Regions from separate parts of the Homo sapiens genome. Here region 1 is linked to region 2. A link is an interaction called in ENCODE POLR2A ChIA-PET data of the cell type or tissue named here. Cell type or tissue: Caco-2. All regions are shown on one strand. Each heading gives the region's core, and the rest is flanking DNA. Links, peaks and the distances in the headings are about the cores only. Region 1 has its middle 13 kb from the start of CREBRF. Region 2 overlaps CREBRF (CREB3 regulatory factor).

Region 1 (11,507 bases), core at 5,659-8,158, 52 kb after region 2:
TTAAGAATTGATTTCCAGCCGGCCGTGGTGGCTCATACCTGTAATCACACTTTGGGAGGCTGAGATGGGCAGATCATGAGGTCAGGAGTATGAGATCAGCCTGGCCAATATGGTGAAACCCGGTATCTACTAAAAATTCAAAAATTAACTGGGCTTGGAGGCAGGTGCCTGTAATCCCAGCTACTCCGGAGGCTGAGGCAGGAGAATCACTTGAATCCAGGAGGCAGAGTTTGCAGCGAGCTAAGATCGTGCCACTGCACTCCAGCCTGGGCAACTCTGTCTTTAAAAAAAAAAAAAAATTGATTTCCATCCCCATTGTTCCTATAGACAGGATCTCTGACATTAGAATCATAAGACTTTTGTTTAAGGCTCACTTAAGATGTTTTCCAGACCCCAACTCCAGCTCCCAGTTTGAAGACCCCCACAGAGGAACGGGATCAGCATGACAACCCAGCTTCTTCAGCTCTCTGTCCCATGACTTCAGTCTGCACTCTTCAACCCATCAGCCATCTCCACACTTTGGCCCACTCCAAAACCCTTAAAAACCCTAGCCCCAAACTCCTCAGGGAAATGGATTTAAACAAGGGTCCTCTCCTTGTTTCATGACCCTATGATTAAACCTGTTTGTCTGCTGCAACCTGGTGTCACGATGTATTTATTGACTTGCTGTGTGCATCAGGTAGTGAACCTATAACAGTTGAGATGGGAGAGTTCCCTGAACCCCTTCGGGGGACTTGTGACAGGGGCGTGGCTTGCTTACTCAAACCCCTTGCTGGAGGGAGAGCACACAGGTGAGCGGGTGCTGGGGCCAGGGCGAGCGCTTTTGGACTCAGGCCCCATGGTAGCCTCTAGGGGTGTGTTACAATTAATGCTCTTTTAGCCCTTGCCGTCCGTGGACAGTTAAGTGTTAACCAGCTCAGTGGAGAGTCAGGGTGACAGCCTTTTACACCCTGCCCTCTTGGCACCTGGGTTCTTGTCCAGCATCCAGGAAGAATCAGGTCACACAGACTTGAAGGATGGTGAATGTGGAGGTTTTATTGAGAGATGAAGGTGGCTCTCAGCGGGATGGGGAGGAGGAAAGTGGATAGAGTGGGAAGGAGTTTGGCTGCAGACTAAGCAGCTGACCAGCTGCCTCTTTGACGTTCAGATGCTTCTTCTCTTCTCTCCTCTGCCGCACTGTTCTGCTTTTCTGCCAGTGGAGTTTGGGGTTCTTATGGGTACAGGATGGGGGGTCTGGCAGGCCAGGGTGGTTTTGGAAAAAGCAACATTTAGATGGGAAAACAGGGATGTGAAGTTCTCATTTAGGGCCCCAGGCCCGGGGTTGTGGGTGGGCCTTTGCCAGAGAACCGCTCTCTTCTACCCAGTATTTCCCTGCCTCCTGTCCTTATCACAGTTACATAATGTCCTTAGGCGCTGGCACACAATAAGCACTAGGTAAAAGATGGCTATTGTTGGGCCGGGCACAGTGGCTCATGCCTGTAATCCCAGCGCTTTGGGAGGCCGAGGCAGGTAGATCATGAGGTCAGGAGTTCGAGACCAGCCTGACCAGCATGGTGAAACCCTGTCTCTACTAAAAATACAAAAAATTAGCTGGGCATGGTGGCACGGTGGCACGCACCTGCAGTCCCAGCTACTCAGGAGGCTGAGGCAGGATAATTGCTTGAACCAGGCAGGCGGAGGTTGCACTGAGACAAGATCATGCCATTGCACTCCAGCCTGGGTGACGTTGTTATTGTTAATAACCACGGCTCTGAACTTGGCTTCGGGTCTGACGAAAGTCATAGACTTGCTCTCCAGGAAAACACACACGAATATACACACCCCTAATTGTGCAGGTGCTTTCAGGGGGTTTACAGATAGGTGTGGATCCCAATTAGGACCTGCTGATTGACTAGAGAGTCTCCTTATAATATGCAGTACTAGCTGCATAATTTGTGGGGCTAAGTGCAAAATGAAAATGCAGGGACCTTGTTCAAAAATTACTAAGAATTTCAAGGCTGGGCGCTGTGGCTCAGGCATGTAATCCCAGCACTTTGTGGGGACAAGGCAGGCAGATCACCTGAGGTCAGTAGTTCGAGACCAGCCTGACCAACATGGAGAAACCCCATCTCTATTAAAAATACAAAATTAGGCCAGGCACAGTGGCTCACGCCTGTAATCCCAGCACTTTGGGAGGCCGAGGTGGGCGGATCACAAGGTCAGGAGATCGAGACCATCCTGGCTAACACGGTGAAACCCCGTCTCTACTAAAAATACAAAATTTTAGCCAGGCATGGTGGCGGGCGCCTGTAGTCCCAGCTACTCGGGAGGCTGAGGCAGGAGAATGGCGTGAACCCGAGAGGTGGAGCTGGCAGTGAGCCGAGACCACGCCACTGCACTCCAGCCTGGGTGACAGAGTGAGATGCCATCTCAAAAAAAAAAAAAAAATACAAAATTAGCCAGGCATGGTGGCGCATGCCTGTAATCCCAGCTACTTGGGAGGCTGAGGCAGGAGAATCACTTGAACCCAGGAGGCGGAGGTTGCGGTGAGCTGAGATTGCACCGTTGCACTCCAGCCTGGGCAACAAGAGCCAAACTCCATCCCCCCGCCCCCACCACCACAAAAAAAAATTGCTAAGAATTTCAATACAAGAGCAGAGCATCAAACCCAGTGCAGGGGCCTTCTAAGCAAGGGGCCCTGTGTGACTGCCCCATGAAATTCACCCTCTAAGATGTTAGAGGTCCAGGTCAGACAGTTTTACCATCCTTTAAGAAAACTCAATACCTAGAGACTGGAATTAAAAAAAAAAAAAAAGGTGATCTCTCACAAGACTTTTTTTTCCAAGCCAACTTGCAGTGAATGAACATTTACTGAACAGCTTTTTGTGCAAGATGGTAGGGATCAAACTCGAACAAACAAGGGATCCTGCCCAGTAAAGCTTCTGCAGCCCCTGGGAAAGACAGAGTTATGTACAACTGTGATAACGGAGATAAGCAAAGGTTGCTGTGGGAAGCAAACAGCGCACACCTCTGGAGGGAAGGAGGCGGGGCACTGCCTCCAGGACATGCCCCTGGAGCTGAGCTGAGAGGGGTGAAACTTTCCAGGCAGAGGCAGGTGAGATGAGGCGATGCTTTCTCAGGGACCTGCACCGTCTATCCACATGCAATGTAACACTGGAAAATCCCATTCCGACCCCATGCTTCAGAAACGCTGGCAGAGAGCATGAAGTGCTCACCCTCCCTGGGACTTGCAGGTGCCGGCCCCCTTGGGCAACTCAGGAAAATCAAGGAAGGCCCCTTTATTGCATGAGGGCATTGAAGTGTCACCGGAAAAAAAAAAAACACAAAGAACTACCTTTGGGTCTGATAGTCTGCCCCAAAGGCAGGGGATTAGCAATTCCAACCCTGTCTTGTGGGGAGCTGTGGAGAGAGGGGAGCTGGAATCCCAGGGATGGCAGGAAATTCATTCTGAGGACATTCAGAACCACAAGACCCTGCCCGTTCCCAGGTAGTAGGTTTAGGATTCTCCAAATGGCCTCTGGCCTCATTTTCAGAAAGCTATTGGCTTCTTAATGGAAGGTATTAGAAGAACCATGTGACCTTTTGGGGCTAGGAACAACCATAGGCACTGAAAGGTTGAAGGTGTGGCCAAGAAACTAAGGCTACAAGACCGTCATCGATGGGTAAAGTGAGGAATTTTACCTCAGAAAAATGGAGCCTCAGTGACAGCCCTGAACCCTAAAGTCGGACTCCCCTGGGTTTAAACCCCATTTCCTCTAATTAACACTGTTAAATAAACCATTATAGGAGGCCATTGTTTTGGAATAAGCTCCTGCATTAGGCCCCGACAGACCAGGCTAAAAATCAAAATGGAGGGCCGGGCACGGTGGCTGACGCCTGTAATCCCAGCACTTTGGGAGGCTGAGGCAGGCGGATCACCTGAGGTCAGGAGTTCGAGACCAGCCCCAACATGGCGAAACCCCGTCTCTACTCAAAATACAAAATTAGCCGGGCGTGGTGGTGCATGCCTGTAATCTCAGCTACTCAGGAGGCCGAGGCAGGAGAATTGCTTGAAACTGGGAGGCGGAGGTTGCAGTGAGCCGAGATTGCGCCATTGCACTCCAGCCTGGGCAACAAGAGCGAAACTCCATCTCAAAAAATAAAAATAAAAAATAAAAATGGAGTCAGCCATGTTAAAGTTCCAGATCACCAAACCTGAAGAGTTTTCTGACCTTGCAAGAAATCAAGAGAGACAGACAACAACCAATTTCCCAAGAAGACCAGTTCCAATCTTCAATCAGTATGATAAGGGAAGTTCCTCTGCCTTAATCCTTTTTTTTTTTTTGAGACAGAGTCTCGCTCTGTCACCCAGGCTGGAGTGCCGTGGCGCGATCTCTGCTCACTGCAAGCTCCACCTCCCGGGTTCACGCCATTCTTCTGCCTCAGCCTCCTGAGTAGCTGGGACTACAGGCGCCCACCATCACACCCGGCTAATTTTTTTATATTTTTAGTAGAGACGGGGTTTCATCGTGTTAACCAGGATGGTCTCGATCTCCTGACCTCGTGATCCACCCGCCTCGGCCTCCCAAAGTGCTGGGATTACAGGCGTGAGCCACCGCGCCCGGCTGCCTTAATCCTTAAACCAAAAAGGTATCCTGAAGTAAACCAATGTTACTAACCAGTGACATTCCTATTGTTCTGTCTAAAAGTAACTAATATGCTCTGTTCCTTCCTTCTGCTTTCTCCAGCCCCTCTCTGTGTGTATAAAGCCAAGCTCTTCTGCTCAGCTCTTTGGGACTTACTGTTTTATGGAATGAAGTGTTGCCTGATTCTAGAATTGCAAATAAAGCCAATTGAAATCTTTAAACTAGTTTGTTATAATTTGGTTTTTTGACAACAGCTTGGAACATTGGGCCTCAATTTCTTCATCTATAAAATGAAGATAATAAATGTATTTAATAGGTTTTTGTGAGGATTAAATGAGTTAAAATATGTGAAACATTAAGAATAATATCTGTGGTCTGGGTGTGGTGGCTCACGCCTGTAATCCTAGCACTTTGGGAGGCCAAGGCGGGTGGATCACTTGAGGTCAGGAGTTCGAGACCAGCTTGACCAACATGGTGAAACCCCATCTCTACTAAAAATACAAAAATTAGCTGGGCATGGTGGTGCATGCCTGTAATCTCAACTACCTGGGAGGCTGAGGCAGGAGAATCACTTGAACCCCAGAGGTGGAAGTTGCAGTGAGCCGCGATCACACCATTGCACTCCAGCCTGGGTGACAAGAGCAGAACTACATCTCAAAAAAAAAAAAAAAAAAAAGGCCAGGCACGGTGGCTCACACCTGTAATCCCAGCACTTTGGGGAGGCTGACGCATGTGGATCACCTGAGGTTAGGAGTTCGAGACCAGCTTGACCAGCATGGTGAAACTCCATCTCTACTAAAAATACAAAAAATTAGCCAGGCGTGGTGACGCACATCGTAATCCCAGCTACTCGGGAGGCTGAGACAGGAGAATTGCTTGAACCCAGGAGTCGGAGGTTGCAGTGAGCCAAGCTCGTGCCACTGCACTCCAGCCTGGGCAACAGAGCGAGACTCTGTCTCAAAAAAAAAAAAAAAGTTAACATCCGTATGTGGAACTGCTATGTGTTAGGTATTATTGTTAGCCACAGGACTGATAATAATGATGAAAAAGTAGGAAAAAAAAAAACAGCTGTAAGCGGCTCCTAGAATCTCAGAAATGGGCAGCTTGGCTGTCAGGTGAGTGAGGGCTGGTTGGAGTCCCTGTAAACATACCAGCTGAAGGGCAGCCAAGCTGTTGGAATGAGAGTAGGTTTGATGTACTGTTGATCTGTTTATCCAGCTATAAAAGAGGTACAATATGTGTCCCACTTACTTCCTAGGATAATGTAATGTAAAATACTTAATAAGCTGGGGGTGAGGGTGGTGCCGACAGCTATCCAAACCAGGGCCATTTACAATGGCTGCCCCTTACAGAGTCCTCCTCTTCCCTTGTCCACCCTTAAGAGTGGGTGCCCCTCAGGCCTGCAGCTTAGACAGCCTCTCCTCTCACTCTACACACATTCTTCCTGGCCCTTATCCACACCCACAGCTTCCATTATCTCTGCATTGGTGCCCACATTCTAACCTCCAGCCTGGTCCTTCTTAACCTCCAGGCCCAAATAACAATTGCCCACTGGGGGTGTCCCTGCATGGACACCTCAGGTCCCTGCAACTCTTTGTCCACAGCTGGACTCCACTGTGTCCCTAAGCTTGAAACCATCTTTGCAAAGATTATGATCGTGACAGAAATCCAGCATTGCTGACTCCATCTTGCTTCTAACCTCACCAGCTGACCATCTTTGCTCATTCCTGTGTATAGGGCAAGAAAACTATGGGAGGAATTTAGTTTATAGTTTAACTTTAAACAAAGATAACGAACCTCTTCATCACACAGGGACTAAACTGCCTTCATAAAACTAACAGATTAACCACAAGGTCAGAATTATGGTCCAGGAGTCATGTAGCTGGAGGTCACAAGATTTGTAACCCCCTCAATTGTTCCTATAGATAACGTCACTATCGTAGAACCTACGGCTGGTGTTTGAGGTATCTTTCAGACCTTGTATTTTGATGGACCAGCTGGCGCCACTAGGATGGGCAACCCATAACCCAGAAACTGACCCAACTGGTCTTGTGACCCCCGACCCAGGAACTGACTTAGTGCAAGAAGACAACTTCAACCCTTTATAATTTCATCCCCTACTCAGTCAGCACTACCCATTCCCTAGCCACCTGCCCACCCAGCTTTCCTTTAAAAACTGTAGCCTCAGAGGGCCAAGCACGGTGGCTCACGCCTGTAATCCCAGCACTTTGGGAGGCTGAGGTGGGTGGATCACGAGGTCAGGAGATCGAGACTATCCTGGCTAACACGGTGAAACCCCATCTCTACTAAAAATACAAAAAAATTAGCTGGGAGTGGTGGCGGGCGCCTGTAGTCCCAGCTACTTGGGAGGCTGAGGCAGGACAATGGTGTGAACCCGGGAGCAGTGAGCTGAGATCGCACCACTGCACTCCAGCCTGGGTGACAGAGCAAGACTCCGTCTCAAAAACAAAACAAAACAAAACAAAAAAACTCTAGCCTCAGCAGGGCGCAGTGGCTGACACCTGTAATCCCAGCACTTTGGGAGGCCAAGGTGGGCGGATCGCGAGGTCAAGAGATCAAGACCATCCTGGCCAACATGGTGAAACCCTGTCTCTACTAAAAGTACAAAAATTAGCTGTGTGTGGTGGTGCGCACCTGTAGTCTCAGCTACGCGGGAGGCTGAGGCAGGAGAATCGCTTGAACCCAGGAAGCAGCGGTTGCAGTGAGCTGAGATCGCACCATGCACTCCAGCCTGGTGACAGAGTGAGAATCTGTCTCAAAAATAAAATTAAAATAAATAAAATAAAATAACTCTAGCCTCTGAATTCTCGGGGAGGCAGATTTGAGAATGATTTCCAGTCCTTCTGCTTGGCTGGCATTTTGATTATTAAATTCTTTTTCGGCCGGGTGCTGTGGCTCACGCCTGTAATCCCAGCACTTTGGGAGGCCGAGGCAGGCAGATCACAAGGTCAGGAGATCGAGACCATCCTGGCTAATGGGGTGAAACCCCGTCTCTACTAAAAATACAAAAAAGTCAGGCGTGGTGGCAGGCGCCTGTAGTTCCAGCTACTCAGGAGGCTGAGGCGGGAGAATGGCATGAACCCAGGAGGCAGAGCTTGCAGTGAGCGGAGCTTGCACCACTGCACTCCAGCCTGGGCGACAGAGCGAGTCTCCATCTCAAAAAAAAAAAAAAAATTATTTCTCTGCTGCAACACTTCGGCTGTTCTCAGTGCATTGGCATTTCTGGGCAGCAGGCAAGAAGAACCCATCAGGCTATAACAAGTTTGTTGTATCCCCTGTGCCTCCATCCTAGTAAAGGGCTCCATCACTCAGTCAGAACCTGGTGTAATTCTCAGCTCCTCCCTGTCCCTTACTGCCCCCACATAACTAATCACTCAACGGAAGTTTATGTGTATTAACTAATAATTATGGCCCCATTGTAGCTCCTTCTCCTAATTCATTTCCATTACCACACTCCAGGACACTTATCTCTCCTGGACTCCTGCAACAATTTCACAGGTCTACTGGAAATACCGCAGACACTCCTCTCTGCTAAACTCTTTTTTAATTTTTTAAAAATTTTTTTGAGATGGAGTCTCACTCTGTCCTCCAGGCTAGAGTGCAATGGCATGATCTCGGCTCACTACAACCTCTGTCTCCCAGATACAAGCGATTCTCCTACCTCAGCCTCCCGAGTAGCTGGGATTACGGGTGCATACCACCATGGCTGGCTAATTTTTGCATTTTTAGTAGAGACGGGGTTTGGCCATATTGGCCAAGCTGGTCTCAAACTCCTGACCTCAGGTGATCCTCCCGTCTCGGCCTTCCAAAAGTGCTGGGATTACAGGTGTGAGCCACTGTGCCCGATCCTCTCTGCTAAGCTCTTACTCATCCTTGGGGTTTACCCTTAAAGGTCATTTCCTACAATAACCTTTCCTCCCACCACCAGTTTAATGTTTCTAGTGCTTATTCTTACCTAGCAACCGGTACTTCCCTAAGACACAGCACCTTGCTTCCATGGGGTCCACCCACCAGAAGCACCAGCAGCACCTGGGAGCTTGTTGGAAATACAGAATCATTGCTCCCATCTTGATTTAATCAGAATCTGTTAAAACACAATCCCCAGGCAATCTGGACGTTACCATTTGAGAAGCACTGGTGTAGCATAAATAACCATTCATTATTACTGTTTAATTCTCTTCCCTGCTAAACTCTAGGCTGCAGGAGGTCAGGTTGCTGAGTCTTTTTGCTCAAGCAGCTAACATCAGGACAAAAAACAGGAGCTGAAAATACCTGTGCAACCTGGTTGAATCTGGCTGAACTACTTTTTCAACCTGTTGTTGAAAAGCATCTGCAGCTTGGACAAAGTCACACTTAGCTTCTTAACTCACCCTTCCTCAAATACAGGCTTACTTTGACAAAATATCTACTCTGCTTGTTCTGTTTTGGAGTGGCAACCCACAGTAGTACCACACTGTGGACGGTGTAAAGAAACCATGGAAACCATGTCAACATCCTGACAGAAACTGAAATGGAATCTTGATTGGATTCATGGGGGCGGCAGTATTAGCTGCTGAGCATCCTCAGCTACTGGAATATCCCCTTCTTTTGGAGCTGGCTTGGGGGCAGCGGGATTTGGGAAAAGAGGGCCAATACATTTCATTGAGATGGGAGTCTAACTGAAGCAGGGACAGCCTGAAAGAAAGCTTTGCTTGGAGCAGCTGGGCATAGAAGAACAGTGGGGCTTTTTCTAAGCGGTGTGGGACCCCAGAGCATTAATACCCTAGGCTTCCACTTTTCTATGTGGGAAGAATCAAAATCAATGCTCCCTTTTCATTTCCCCATGCTGTCACTGTGAGCACCTATACAAAAGGAGGTTAGAGTTTTATACACGGAATGATCAGTGCTCTGTCCTGCACAATGAAAACAATCACAATTTCTGTGTGAGCTCACTGATTTTCATTGATTCATAATAGCTTCAATGTTTTAATAAATCTAGCTGACTGCATTTCCCCTGACCCTGAATAACTTTTTTAAAAAGTGTGTGTGTGCACTAAATTATATTTGAAGGAAGTACTAACACTTCTGACAATGATGCCCTCAAAAATATCTTTTTTTTTTTCTGATTATAAAAGTAATACATGCTGTTTATGGAAAAGTTGGAAGACACAATATTGTAAAAGAAATAATCACTTTTGACATCTTGGTCTGTTTCCTACCAGGCTTTTTTCTATGTATAGCTGTTTAAAATCCTGTTTTATTTTTTTTCTTGTAACATAATATTCTGGCCATTATCTTTTGCTATTAAATTAACTTCCATTGTTTCTTTTTACTACACTATTACATTTTCATTGGAAAAAATGCTGAAAAGGAAAAAGAAAAATAAGATGACTTGTAATTACCATCTAGAGGCAAGCAACGCTAGTAATTTTGTTCTCTTTTCTGTCTCTTTTCTAGGCATGTATTTTGAAAACAAAATTGATTTTACTTCATTTGGATGCAGCAACATGATTTAAACAGCTCCTTACGTCGGCATTAGGTTATTTCTAGTCAACTGTACTGAGATAGGTATTATTTACAATGTTTTATGTTGCGCTTTCCTTTGAAAATTATGAATTTTCTGCAATTGATTTCATCCACTCAACTCTTGAGAGAAAGTTGAAATAAAAGGGCCAGGGGAAAAGTAACACATAACATTTGCTTTAGTCTCCATCTCCATTTTGTTGTTGTTGTTTGTGAGATGGAGTCTCACTGTGTTGCCCAGACTGGAGTGCAGCGGTGCAGTCTTGGCTCACTGCAGCCTCCGCCTTCCAGGTTTGAGTGATTCTCCTGCCTCAGCCTCCCTAGTAGCTGGGATTACGGGCACCCGCCACCATAGTGGGCTTTTTTTTTTTTTTTTTTTGAGACAGAGTTTCACTCTTGTTGCTCAGGCTGGAGTGCAATGACACCATTTCGGCTCACTGCAACCTCTGCCTCCTGGGTTCAAGCGATTCTCCTGCCTCAGCCTCCTGAGTAGCTGGGTCTACAGGCATGTGCCACCACGCCCGGCTAATTTTGTATTTTTAGTAGAGACGGGGTTTCTCCATGTTGCTCAGGCTGGTCTCAAACTCCTGACCTCAGATGATCTGCCCTCCTTGGCCTCCCAAAGTGCTGGGATTACAGGCATGAGCCACCGTGCCCGGCCAATTTTTGTATTTTTAGTAGAGATGGGGTTTCACCATGTTGGCCAGGCTGGTCTTGAACTCCCAACCTCAGGTGATCTGCCTGCCTTGGCCTCCCAAAGTGCTGGGATTATAGGTGTGAGCCATCGCGCCTGGCCTCCCTCTCCATTTTAAACACATATATTCTCCCAAACCAAAAAGAATTTTTGCATAGAGGATGGAGTATGAAACTGTTCTAAAATGTGTAGACATATATTTTTAAACATAATTTATGTTAATAAAGGAGCAATTGACTCTTGCCAAATTTTTCATGATTCTTGGCAACAATTTTAAATCATTTCTCAAATTCTAAATTTACTTCAGCATGACCAAACACCTACCGTTGCTTAAAAAAAAAAAAAAAGGCTAAACAAGAAGGTGCTACTTTTGAAGCAACATCAAAGGAAAGATAAAATATTATTAAGTTGGGGTAGTGACACACGTCTAGACATCATTATATGTTTAAAGAAAACAACAAAAACAGTGCTAAAAGAAACCAATCAATCCTCACACTTCATCTTCAAAATCATGCCAGAAATACTTCTATCCTGGTATAAGAGTTGGTAGAACCTGGAAGGGCAGGAAGGGTGTGGTCCAGCCACTTAGGCTCTGGCTCTGAACTCAGGCCTGGGGGCCTAATAAGGGTGCCTTTTATTTTTCTGTAAACCTCTACCTCCAAGTA
Region 2 (11,507 bases), core at 3,740-6,239:
TAATAAAGGGTTTGTTGATTTATCAAGAGGTTGTATACATAGTAAATGTATGTACTCCCAATATCAAAGCACCTAAGTAAATGAACCAAATATTAATAGAACTAAAGGAAAAAACAGACGGTAATATAGGGGACTTCAACACTCCATTTTCAACAATGGATAGATCATCAGAATATCAATTAAAAAAACAATGGATTTGAATAACACTTCAGACCAAATGGACCTAACAGACATATATAGAACATTCTGACAGCAGCAGAATATATACTCTTTTCAAGCACAGACAGAACATTCTCTAGTTTAGATCATATGTTAGGCCACAAAACAAGTCTTACTTAACAAATTTAAGAAGACTGAAATAATACCAAGTATGATATTTTGGCAACTGTATAACTAGAAATCAGAAGGAAATCAGAAGGAAATTGAGACCATCCTGGCTAACACAATGAAACCCCATCTCTACTAAAAAATACAAAAAATTAGCCAGGCGTAGTGGCGGGCGCCTGTAGTACCAGCTACTCAGGAGGCTGAGGCAGGAGAATGGCTGAACCCGGGAGGCGGAGCTTGCAGTGAGCAGAGATTGCGCCACTGCGCTCCAGCCTGGGTGACAGAGCGAGACTCCATGTCAAAAAAAAAAAAAAAAGAAGGAAAATTGGAAAATTGACAAATAGGTAGAAATTAAACAACAAACTCCTGAACAACCAATGGGTCAAAGAAATCAAAAGAGGAATAGAAAAATATGTTGAGACAAACAAAAATGGAAACACAACATATCAAAACTTACGGGATAAAGCAAAAGCAAATCCAAGAGGGAATCTTATGGTAATAAACAACTACGACAAAGAAAAAAAAAAGATCTCAAATAAACAACCAAACTTTACACCTCAAGGAAGTAGAAAAAGAAGAACTAACCCAAAGTTAGCAGAAGGAAGAAAATAACAAAGATCAGAGCAGAAATAAATGAATTAGACACTAAAAAACAATAGAAAAGATCAATGAAGAGTTTTTTGTTGAAATGAAAACAAAATTCACAATCTTTTAGCTAAATTAAGAAAAAAGACTCAAATCAATAAAATTATAAATGAAAGAGGAGAAATCAGATTTAATACCACAGAAATGCAAAGAATCATTAAGGACTACTATAAACAATTATACACTAACAAATTGAATAACCTAGAAGAAATGGATAACTTCCTAGAAACATACCAAGACTGAATCATGAAAAAAATAGAAAAGTTCAACAAACCAATAACAAGAAAGAACACTGAATCAGTAATCAGAAACTGTCGGCCAGGCACGAGGGCTCACATCTGTAATCCCAGCACTTTGGGAGGCCGAGGCGGGCAGATCAACTGAGGTCAGGAGTTCCAGACTAGCCTGGCCAACATGACGAAACTTCATCTCTACTAAAAATACAAAAATTAGCCAGGCATGGTGGTGAGTGCCTGTAGTCCCAACTGCTCAGGAGGCTGAGGCAGGAGAATCACTTAACCCTGGAGGCGAAAATTGCAGTGAGCCGAGTTCATGCCACTGCACTCCAGCCTGGGTGACAGAGCAAGACTGTCTCAAACAAACAAAAACTCTCAATGAACTAAAGCCAAGGGCCTGCTGACTTCACTAGTAAATTCTACCAAATATTGAAGGAAGAATTAATACCAATCCTTCTCTAATACTTCTAAAGAAATGTAGAGGAGAGAACATTTCCAAACTCATTTTATGAGGCCAGTATTACCATGATACCAAAACCAAACAAGAACACACGAGGTAAGAAAATCACAGGCCAGTACCCCTGATGGACATGGATGCAAAAATCCTCAACAAAATACTAGCAAGCCATGTTCAACAGCACACTAAAAGGATCATACATCATGATGAAGTGGGATTTATCTTTGAGATGCAAGGATGATTCAATATATGCAAATCAATCAATGATATGCCACATTAACAGACTGAAGGATAAAAACAATATAATCGTCTCAATAGATATGGAAAGAACATGTGACAACATTCAACATGCTTCAAGATCTGAAAGAATTTGCTTTAAAAAATCAACATGCTTTCATGATAAAATAAAATTTAACAAATTACATATAAAAGGAACGTACCTCAACATAATAAAGGCCATACACGACAAACCCATAGCTAACACCATACTCAGTGATGAAAACCTGAAAGCTTTTCCTCTAAGACCAGGAACAAGATAAGGATGCCCATTCTCTCAACTACTATTCCATGTATTGATAATACTGGAAGTCCTATCTAGAGAAATTATGCAAAAGGAAAGGAAAGGGAAGGGGAGGGGAGGGGGAAGGGGCAAGAGGGGAGAGGAGGGCAGGGGAGGGACTGGACACAGAAAGGGGAGGGGAGGGAGGAGAGGGGAGGAGAGGGGAGGGGAGGGAAGGGAAGGGAAGGGAAGGGAAAAGGAAAGAGAAAAGGAAGGGAGGGAAGGGAGGCAGGGGAAGAAAGAAAACAAAGAAGGAAAGGCATCCAAATAGGAAAAGAAATTGTCTCTGTTAGTAGATGACATGATCTTGTATCTAGAAAACCCTAAAGACTTCACCATAGGCTGGGCGCAGTGGCTCACGCCTGTAATCCCAGCACTTTGAGAGGCCAAGGCGGGCGGATCACAAGGTTAGGAGATCGAGACCATCCTGGCTAACACAGTGAAACCCCGCCTCTACTAAAAATACAAAAAAATTAGCCGGGTTTGGTGGCAGGCACCTGTAGTCCCAGCTACTCAGGAGGCTGAGGCAGGAGAATGGCATAACCCGGGAGGCGGAGTTTGCAGTGAGCCCAGATGGCGCCACTGCACTCCAGCCTGGGCAACAGAGCAAGACTCTGTCTCAAAAAAAGAAAAGACTTCACCATAGAACTGTTAGAACTAATAAACTAATTCAGTAAAGCTGCAGGATACAAAATCATTATTCAAAAATCACTTGTGTTTCTATATGCTAACAACTATCCAAAAAAGAAATTAGAAAAAAATCCCATTTACAACAGTATCACACTAAAAAAAAAAAACTTAGAAAAAAATTTAACCAAGAAAGTGAAAGATCTATACATTGAAAACTATACAACATTGGTGAAAGAAACTGAAGACACAAATAAATAGAAAGATATCCTATGTTTATGGATTGGAAGAATTAATACGGCCAAAATATCCATATCACCCAAAATGAACTACAAATTCAATGCAATCCTTAAACAAAGGGAAAAAGACCCTAAAACTCATATGAAATCACAAAAGATTCTGAATAGCCAAAGCTATCTTGGGTAAGAAAAACAAAACTGGAGGCATCATATTATCTGATTTCAAAATATATTACAAAGCTTTAGTAATTATAGGCCAGGCACGGTGGCTCATGCCTGTAATCCCAGCACTTTGGGAGGCCGAGGCTGGCAGATCACGAGGTCAGGAGATCGAGACCATCCTGGCTAAGACAGTGAAACCCCGTCTCTACTAAAAATACAAAAAAATTAGCTGGGCGTGGTGGCGGGCGCCTGTAGTCCCAGCTACTTGGGAGGCTGAGGGAGGAGAATGGCGTGAACCTGGGAGGCGGAGCTTGCAGTGAGCCAAGATCGGGCCACTGCACTCCAGCCTGAGCAACAGAACGAGACTCCATCTCAAAAAAAAAAAAAAAAAAAAAAAGCTATAGTAATTATAACAATATGGTACTGGCATAAAAACAGACATATATACCAATGAAACAGAGAGCCCAGAAATAAATTCCCACATTATGTCCAATTAATTAATTCTTGGCAAAGGTGCCAGAAACAACAATAAGTAAAGGATAGTCTCTTCAATAAATGGTTATGGGAAAACTGGATATTCAAAGGCAAAATAATGACACTGGAGACCCTTATCTCATACCATATTGAAAAATCAACTCGAAATGGATTAAAGACTTAAACATAAGAACTAAATAATAAAAATACTAGGAGAAAACATGAAAAAGGATTCTTGACATTGGTCTGGGCAATGATTTTTTAAATGTATAATTCTAAAAGCACTAGCAACAAAAGCAAAAATAAAACAAATGAGATTGCATCAAACCAAAAAGCTCCCACAGAGCAAAATAAACAATTAACAGAGTGAAGGGACTACCTATGAAATGAAAGAAAAATATCTGCAAACCATACATCTGATAAGGAGTTAATATCCAAAATATACAAGGAACCCAAACAATGTAATAGCAAGAAAACAATCCAATTAAAAAATGGGCAAAGGACCTGAATAAACATTTTTAAAAAGACATCCAAATGGCCAACAAGTATATGAAAACATGCTCAATACCACTAATCATCAGAGAAATACAAACGAAAGCCACAATGAGATATCACCTCATACCTGTCGGCATGGCTATTACCAAAAAGATAAATGAAAGCAAGTGTTATTGAGGATGTGGAAAAAAGAGAACTCTTGTAAACTATTAGTGGGAATGTAAATTGGTACAGTCATTATGGAAAACAGCATGGAAGTTCCTCAAAAAATTAAAAATAGAACGATCATATGATCCAGCAATCCCACTTCTGGGGATACAGCCAAAATAAATAAAGCCAGTATCTTGAAGAGATATCTGCATTCCTATGTTCATTGCAACAGTATTCACATAATCCAAGATAAGGAATCAACAAAGGGGCCAACAATGAACATATACATAAAGAAAATGTGAGAGTTATACGCACATGCCCACACACACAGGAATATTATTCAGCCTTAAAAAGAAAGGAAATCCTGTCTTTGTAATAACATGGATGAACCTGGAAGACATCATGCTAAGTTAAATAAGCCAGGCACAGAAAGACAAATACAGCATGATCTCATTTACATGCGAAATCTTAGAAAAAAAGTCAAACTCAGGATCAGAGAGTAAAAAGTAGAATGGAGGTTGCCAGGGGCTGGTGGGTGGGGGAAATGGGAAGATGTTGGCCAAAAGGTACAAAGTTTCAGTTATGCAGGATGAATAAGCTCTGGAGATCTAACATACAGCATTGTGACTACAGATAACAATACTGGGCTGGGTGTGGTGGCTCACGCCTGTAATTCCAGCACTTTGGAAGGCTGAGGCGGGCAGGTGGCTTGAGTTCACAAGTTCAAGACATGCCTGGGCAACATGGCAAAACCCCATCTCAACAAAAGATACAAAAATTAGCTGGGCATGATGGTGCACGCCTGTGGTCCTAGCTACTTGGAAGGCTGTGGTGGGAGGGTGGCTTGAGCCAGGGAAGCAGAGGTTGCAGTGAGCCAAGATTGTGCCACCGCACTCCAGCCTAGGCAATTGAGCCATATCTTGTTTCAAAACAACAACAACAACTGTATTGTGTAGGCCAAATTTGTTAAGAGAGTAGATCTTAAATGTTCTTACCACCCTACTATGTGAAGTGATGGGTATGTTAATTAGCCTGATTTTAGTAATCATTTCACAATGTATACATATGTAAAAACATGTTGTACACTTTAAACGTATACAATTTTTATTTGCCAAACATACCTCAATAAAGCTGGGGGGAAAAAGTCAAAGAAAAGCAAAACTACAATCAAAAGTCAGGTAGATAATATAGTCCTTGCTGCCTTGGTGATGGTAGGATTTACTGACTCCTTCTGATCTATATATTCCTTTAAGCACCAGCTGCTAAAGGCATTTCCTTCCCCACATTTGCCATTTCCCTTAATTACCCATCCTCTCTTTGTTTCACCCTTCCCCTCCCTGCTCCTAAATACGAGACTCAAAGCAACAGGACCAATCTGTCAAGACTTTAAGGACCACTTATGAAGAGCACTATGATCTTCCAAGTGCAGGGAGTTATATAAATTACCCCTACCTACAAAGTCAAGTCTCCTTGAAATATCTCAAAGCAGATTTTATTCACTTGCCAAGAGAAAAATTTTCCTGTATTGTAAAAAGACATTATTCTACCTAGACTATATAGAGTTGTACAGTAAACCAATGAAGAAGGCACAATCCCTTTTCTTCCATATTCAAGTACCTTTTACTTACCTGAAACTCCACCCAAATCAAAAAATGTTTGTGTCAAATGCATAAATCAAAGCATTTGTGTAATAGAAAGATTTCACCAAAGGAAAAATTCTTTTAGTAAGAATAATGTTTCACTAGTTACAATATAGGTATTATGCTTTAAACGCCTTTCAGAAAATTAAATATCTATGTTTATACTGCCTGAAATTCCAGCAATCATCATTATAACAAAAGGGCTCTCTTTGATAGTTTTTTTTTAAATAATAACTTAGTTTTCATGCAGAGTTAGTACCAACAATATTTTTGAAGAAGATAACTTTAGTTTAAATTTAAAGATCTTTACTTCTTTGTGCATTTTCAACCATGTGCCACTTGGCAATACTATTTTTATAAATAAACTGCACAAGCCAACAGCGCCAAAAGCCCAAGCATGTAAATGCTAAAGTGAACCAGTTCCCCCAGAGATTTCATTTTCTTTGTCCCTTTTATTTATATGCGCTGTATATAAATAAAGCAGAGTCTCCTTCATGCTCACCAAATTACAGCATGTATTTTTCTTAAATAGGAAAATACGATGTAAATTAAAATGTTAGCAGACACAAAGAAAATGCTTTTACATTATTCATAAATAGACTTTGTTGGGTATTGGAATGAGTAATATAAACCATCATCACTTGGTTCAACATTCTATATACTCCTAACTTATCTCAACTATAATAGAGAGACACATGCATAAACAGTAATATTTTTATTTATTATTTTTTGTTGTTATTGAGACAGACTTTCACTCCTGTTGCCCAGGCTGGAGTGCAATGGTGCGATGTCAGCTAACCGCAACCTCAGCCTCCTGGGTTCAAGTGATTCTCCCGCCTCAACCTCTGGAGTAGCTGGGATTACAGATGCGTGCCACCACATCTGATTTTTGTATTTTTAGTAGAGACAGGGTTTCGCTGTGTTGGCCGGGCTGGTCTTTAACTCCTGACCTCAGGTGATCCGCCCACCTCGGCCTCCCAAAGTGCTGGGATTACTAACGTGAGCCACTGCGCCTGGCCCTAAACAGGAATATTTTTTAAACCAATAAATTATTGGTGTCTTTGCATAAATGCTCAAGAGAGTGACAAAACAGGTCACTTAACATAAGATACATTAAGAATAAGTCCTCAGCTGGGCACAGTGGCAAGCTCTCATCTCTATTTTAATTTTAAAAATAAGAAATAAAATAATAAAAAATAAGCCCTCAAGGAATCAGCTTATGAATCCCTATGTGAGCAAAAGTGATCATTTTAGAGCTATTTGAATAGAAAAACCAATTACATATCCAATCCAAGGTTTAAGTCATTTAATTCCCAAACTAAAATAAAGAAATTATCCAAACAAAACAGAAACAAAAACCTTTCTATTTCAAAATAGTAATACAAAGGTCAGTCTGGTAAGCTTGCAAGCATTATAATACCTGGTTCAGAGAAAGTATCACTAATATCATCATCCTTGTCATCTTCATAATCCTCTTCCTCTTCTTCCTCCTCCTCATTTTCAGACAGTTCATGCTCACTGCCGAATCCTTCATCATGGTCCTCATCATCAACATCCTCCTCGTCCTCCTCATCTTCTTCAGGACTGCATTTAGTTGGCTGTTCACCCAAGTTGTCGGAGACAAAAAGAGAATAATTGTGCTCTTCTTTTTTCTGGGATGAATCTGAGACTGATGTACTGGCAGAAAGACTGCTGCTCTCTCCTGCTGCAAGTGACCCAGGACCTTCCTGGGGCAGGGGACTTAGTAATAGTTCCTGGGTTTCTTTAAAAGGCAAAGCGGGAGTGGCATGACCTTGAAGAGGCTCCATCCCTTTTTTCTCTTGTCTCTTTGCCACTGCACCACAGTAGCAGGTGTTCTCCTTTGCTGCATCTGTGTGAATCTGGCTCAACAAGGGCCGGCTCTGTTGCACTGGGTTGATCTTTACCTTTGCCTTTTTTACATAGTCTTTACATTCAACATGAAAGTTCACCTTTTCATTATGATACATGTTGGTCTTCACCATGATTTGTGTGCTTGAAGTGGGTTTACTTGCTTTTTGGACACAGTCTGACAAAGGGACCTCAGCCTGCAGAGTCTTAGAAGAACACACAGGAGCAGCTGCTCTGCTTGTGATCTTTTTACCAGGGAATGAAGAGGGTAAGGGATTTTGTTTGACACTGAAAAGTGAATCGGGGTAATAAAGGGAATCAGAAACAGACTGTGAGTCCTCACTATTAAGTTGAGCTAAAGTTGGAGTTTTACTTATAACCTCTTCATCTTGGTAAGGACTAGAAAAGTCATCAAGACCCAAGTAATCCACTTCTTTTGTTCCCCAGATGTCACAGCTGGTTAGTTTGGTATATTTCGTTAGGTCTTCACAGTATGTATCCCACTGTTCCCAGTTTGAGGTTAAAGCACCCTCATTATCCAGGACATCTGTGAAAGACTCCAGATTTTCAATGTCTTTGCAGTCCTCCAAAGAAAGAAAGTTGTCTCTAGGATTCTGTTGGTAGTTCATCTCTCTATCCTGAGAAAGGTTTTAAAAAAGAAATTGCACATCATATTTCAGAAGGAAATATTCACCTCCATATGTCAAACTGATAAATCAATACTTGACTTTTGGTCTGTTTTAACATAAAGGCTACTGACAGGACGCTTTATCATTTCATATAATGTCATCATTTCCTTAGGCAAGAAAAAGTAGAATGAAAATAAAACAAACAAAAATCAATTAAAAATTAAATTTAAAAAAGACGGAAAGTGTGTCCCTTGAGAGGCTCAGGTATGATCCAAATATCAAGGGCTCTTGAGTTTACCATAAACATTCTGCCTGAAAAAAGTTTACATTTCCTTATCTTAGAAGGATTTTGGGATCTCCTTAGTGGTGGTAGGGTGGGGGCAGGGGGAGACACTTCAACTAAAAAGCAAACAATGTGATAAGTGAGAGAGAAGAATTTAAAATATTAACAATGAAAATAATAAAGACACCCTCATTACAGAAGAGGATATCTTTTTAGTGGGAACTTAAATATAGAGGCAAAGAGCAATCCAAAGAGAGTTGGAATTCAACCACAGAATGGTAAGATCTTTTGCAAGACCTTATAACAACACTTGGGCAGGCAGAGTAAAATACTCCTCACGAATTTTAGAGATGATTTTTTTTTCTTTTTTTTTTTTTTTAAAGTAGAGACAGGGCTTTACCATGTTGACCAGGCTGGTCTCAAACTCCTGACCTCAAGTGATCTGCCCACCTTGCCCTCCCAAATTGCTGGGATTACAGGCATGTGCCACTGGAGATGTCAATTTCAAATATCAGTTAAGACTCTGCAGCCATTGAAATGAATGCAGCATAGCTCTAATGTACAAATATGAAAGACTGCCCACCATATATTTTTATTTTTAAAAGAGCAAGTTACAGAAAACTGTTATCTATATTATCCAATTAAAAAGTATATACAAAAAAACTATATACATATGTTTACATATGCATGGAAAAGAACCTGTTAGTTACGTTTTGGTAAAAGGTTTGGAAGGTGGAGGCACAGAAAGAAAATGAGGACGTTTTGAGTCTTCCAGAGTTATTTTTTTTCTTTAATTTTTGGGGTGTGTGTGTGTGTGTGTGTGTTGTCTGTGTATGGGTTTTTTTTTTTGTTTTTTTTTTTTTTGAGATGGAGTCTCACTCTGTCACCCAGACTGGAGTGCAGTGGCGCGATCTTGGCTCACTGCAACCTCCTCCTCCAGATTTAAGAAATTCTCTGCCTCAGCCTCCTGAATTGCTGAGATTACAGGCACGTGCCACCATGCCCAGCTAATTTTTTTGTATTTTTAGTAGAGATGAGGTTTCACCATCTTGGTCAGGCTGGTCTTGAACTCCTGACCTTGTGATCCACCTGCCTCAGCCTCCCAAAGTGCTGGGATTACAGGCATGACCACTGCGCCCGGCCTGTCTGTGTATGTTTTAACAGCTTTACTGAAGTATAATTTCACATACCATAAAACCAACCTATATTAAGTAGACAATTCAATAATTTTTAGTAGATTTATGCATTTGAGCACTCAGTTTTCCAGTTTTTATATATTTTTGTGTTATTTCAATTTTATGTAATTAAAACTGTTTTTAAAATGTTTTTCTTCTGAATTTTAAGTGTCTATTTACCTCAAGAATAAATGATTAAGTATATGCAGATCCTGTTTGGAATTGTTATTTTTGTGCCACATTCTTTATGTCATTCACATGCCTTGCTCAATGTTTTCCAGCTGAAAAGCCCATTATCTTTATCAAAAACTAGATTTGAAGATATTTAGATAATCTTTTACCATTTTTGATGCATTCATTTTTTTTTTTTTTTTTTGAGACGGGGTCTTGCTCTTGTTGCCCAGGCTGGAGTGCAGTGGTGCAATCTCCGCTCACTGCAACCTCCGTCTCCCAGGTTCAAGCAATTCTCCTGCCTCAGCCTCCTGAGTAGCTGGGATTACAGGCACCCACCACCACACCCAGCTAATTTTAGATTGCGCCATTGCACTCCAGCCTGGGCAACAGGAGCGAAACTCTGTCTCAAAAAAAAAAAAAAAAAAAAAAAAAAAAAGAATGTATTTGATGAAGCAATATTGGCTGCCCTGGAGCCTCCAGAATGGAAGAAGAGCTGCAGGTGTGTGTGGCTATGACCATCTCTCCAGAGCCCTTTCTGCACAGCTGCTGTCGGCATCATACTAAAAGCAATGTTTAAGGCCGGGCACGGTGGCTCACACCTGTAATCCCAGCACTCCGAGGTGGGTGGATCACGAGGTCAGGAGTTCGAGACCAGCCTGACCAATATGGTGAAACCCCATCTCTACTAAAAATACAAAAAATTAGCCGGGTGTGGTGGTGCATGCCTGTAATCCCAGCTACTCGGGAGGCTGAGGCAGGAGAATCGCTTGAGCCTGGGAGGCGGAGGTTGCAGTGAGCCGAGACTGTGCCACTGCACTCCAGCCTGGGCTACAGAGCGAGACTCCGTCCCAAATAAATAGATAAATAAATAAATAAAAGCAATGTTTAAATCAAACTAAAGATTAAAAATTAAAATTCAGGCAGGTGATCCACCCGCCTCGGCCTCTCAAAGTGCTGGGATTACAGGCATGAGCCACCATACCCAGAAGCATCCTTTTTCTTTTTGAGACTCCAGTCTGCCAGACTGGAATGCTATGGGGCGATCTTGGCTCACCACAACCTCTGACTCCCTGGTTCAAGCAATTCTCCTGCCTCAGCCTCCCGAGTAGCTAGGACTACAGGTGCGCACTACCATGCCCAGCTAATTTTTGTATTTTTAGCAGAGACGGAATTTCACCATGTTGGCCAGGATGGTCTCAATCTCCTGACCTCATGATCCGCCCGCCTTGGCCTCCCAAAGTGCTGGGATTACAGGCGTGAGCCACCATGCCCAGCCAACAGCTGCATACTTTTAAAATTACTAGATGTAGGCCAGGTGCGATGGCTCATGCCTGTAATCCCAGCATTTTGGGAAGCCGAGGCGGGC

Evidence for each region. Peaks named below come from ENCODE experiments on the same cell type or tissue, not always from the same donor. Only the 100,000 strongest peaks of a DNase experiment are listed, where the experiment ranks them.
Region 1: POLR2A ChIA-PET joins it to region 2 with 14 read pairs; 10 of 35 experiments call an interaction of 5 or more read pairs at or near these places.

What each region holds. Positions count from the first base shown.
Region 1 is chr5:173,037,194-173,048,700 of GRCh38, reverse strand. No RefSeq gene overlaps it. Among named protein-coding and RNA genes, the nearest start is that of CREBRF, 13 kb to the left of the region's middle. In Caco-2, for the core only: no CTCF peak of the experiment used is centred there; a DNase peak (open chromatin) is centred at 6,640.
Region 2 is chr5:173,087,326-173,098,832 of GRCh38, reverse strand. CREBRF (CREB3 regulatory factor) reads right to left here. Exons shown (of 9, transcript NM_153607.3): 4 at 7,432-8,518. Among named protein-coding and RNA genes, the nearest start is that of CREBRF, 37 kb to the right of the region's middle. In Caco-2, for the core only: no CTCF peak of the experiment used is centred there; a DNase peak (open chromatin) is centred at 5,023.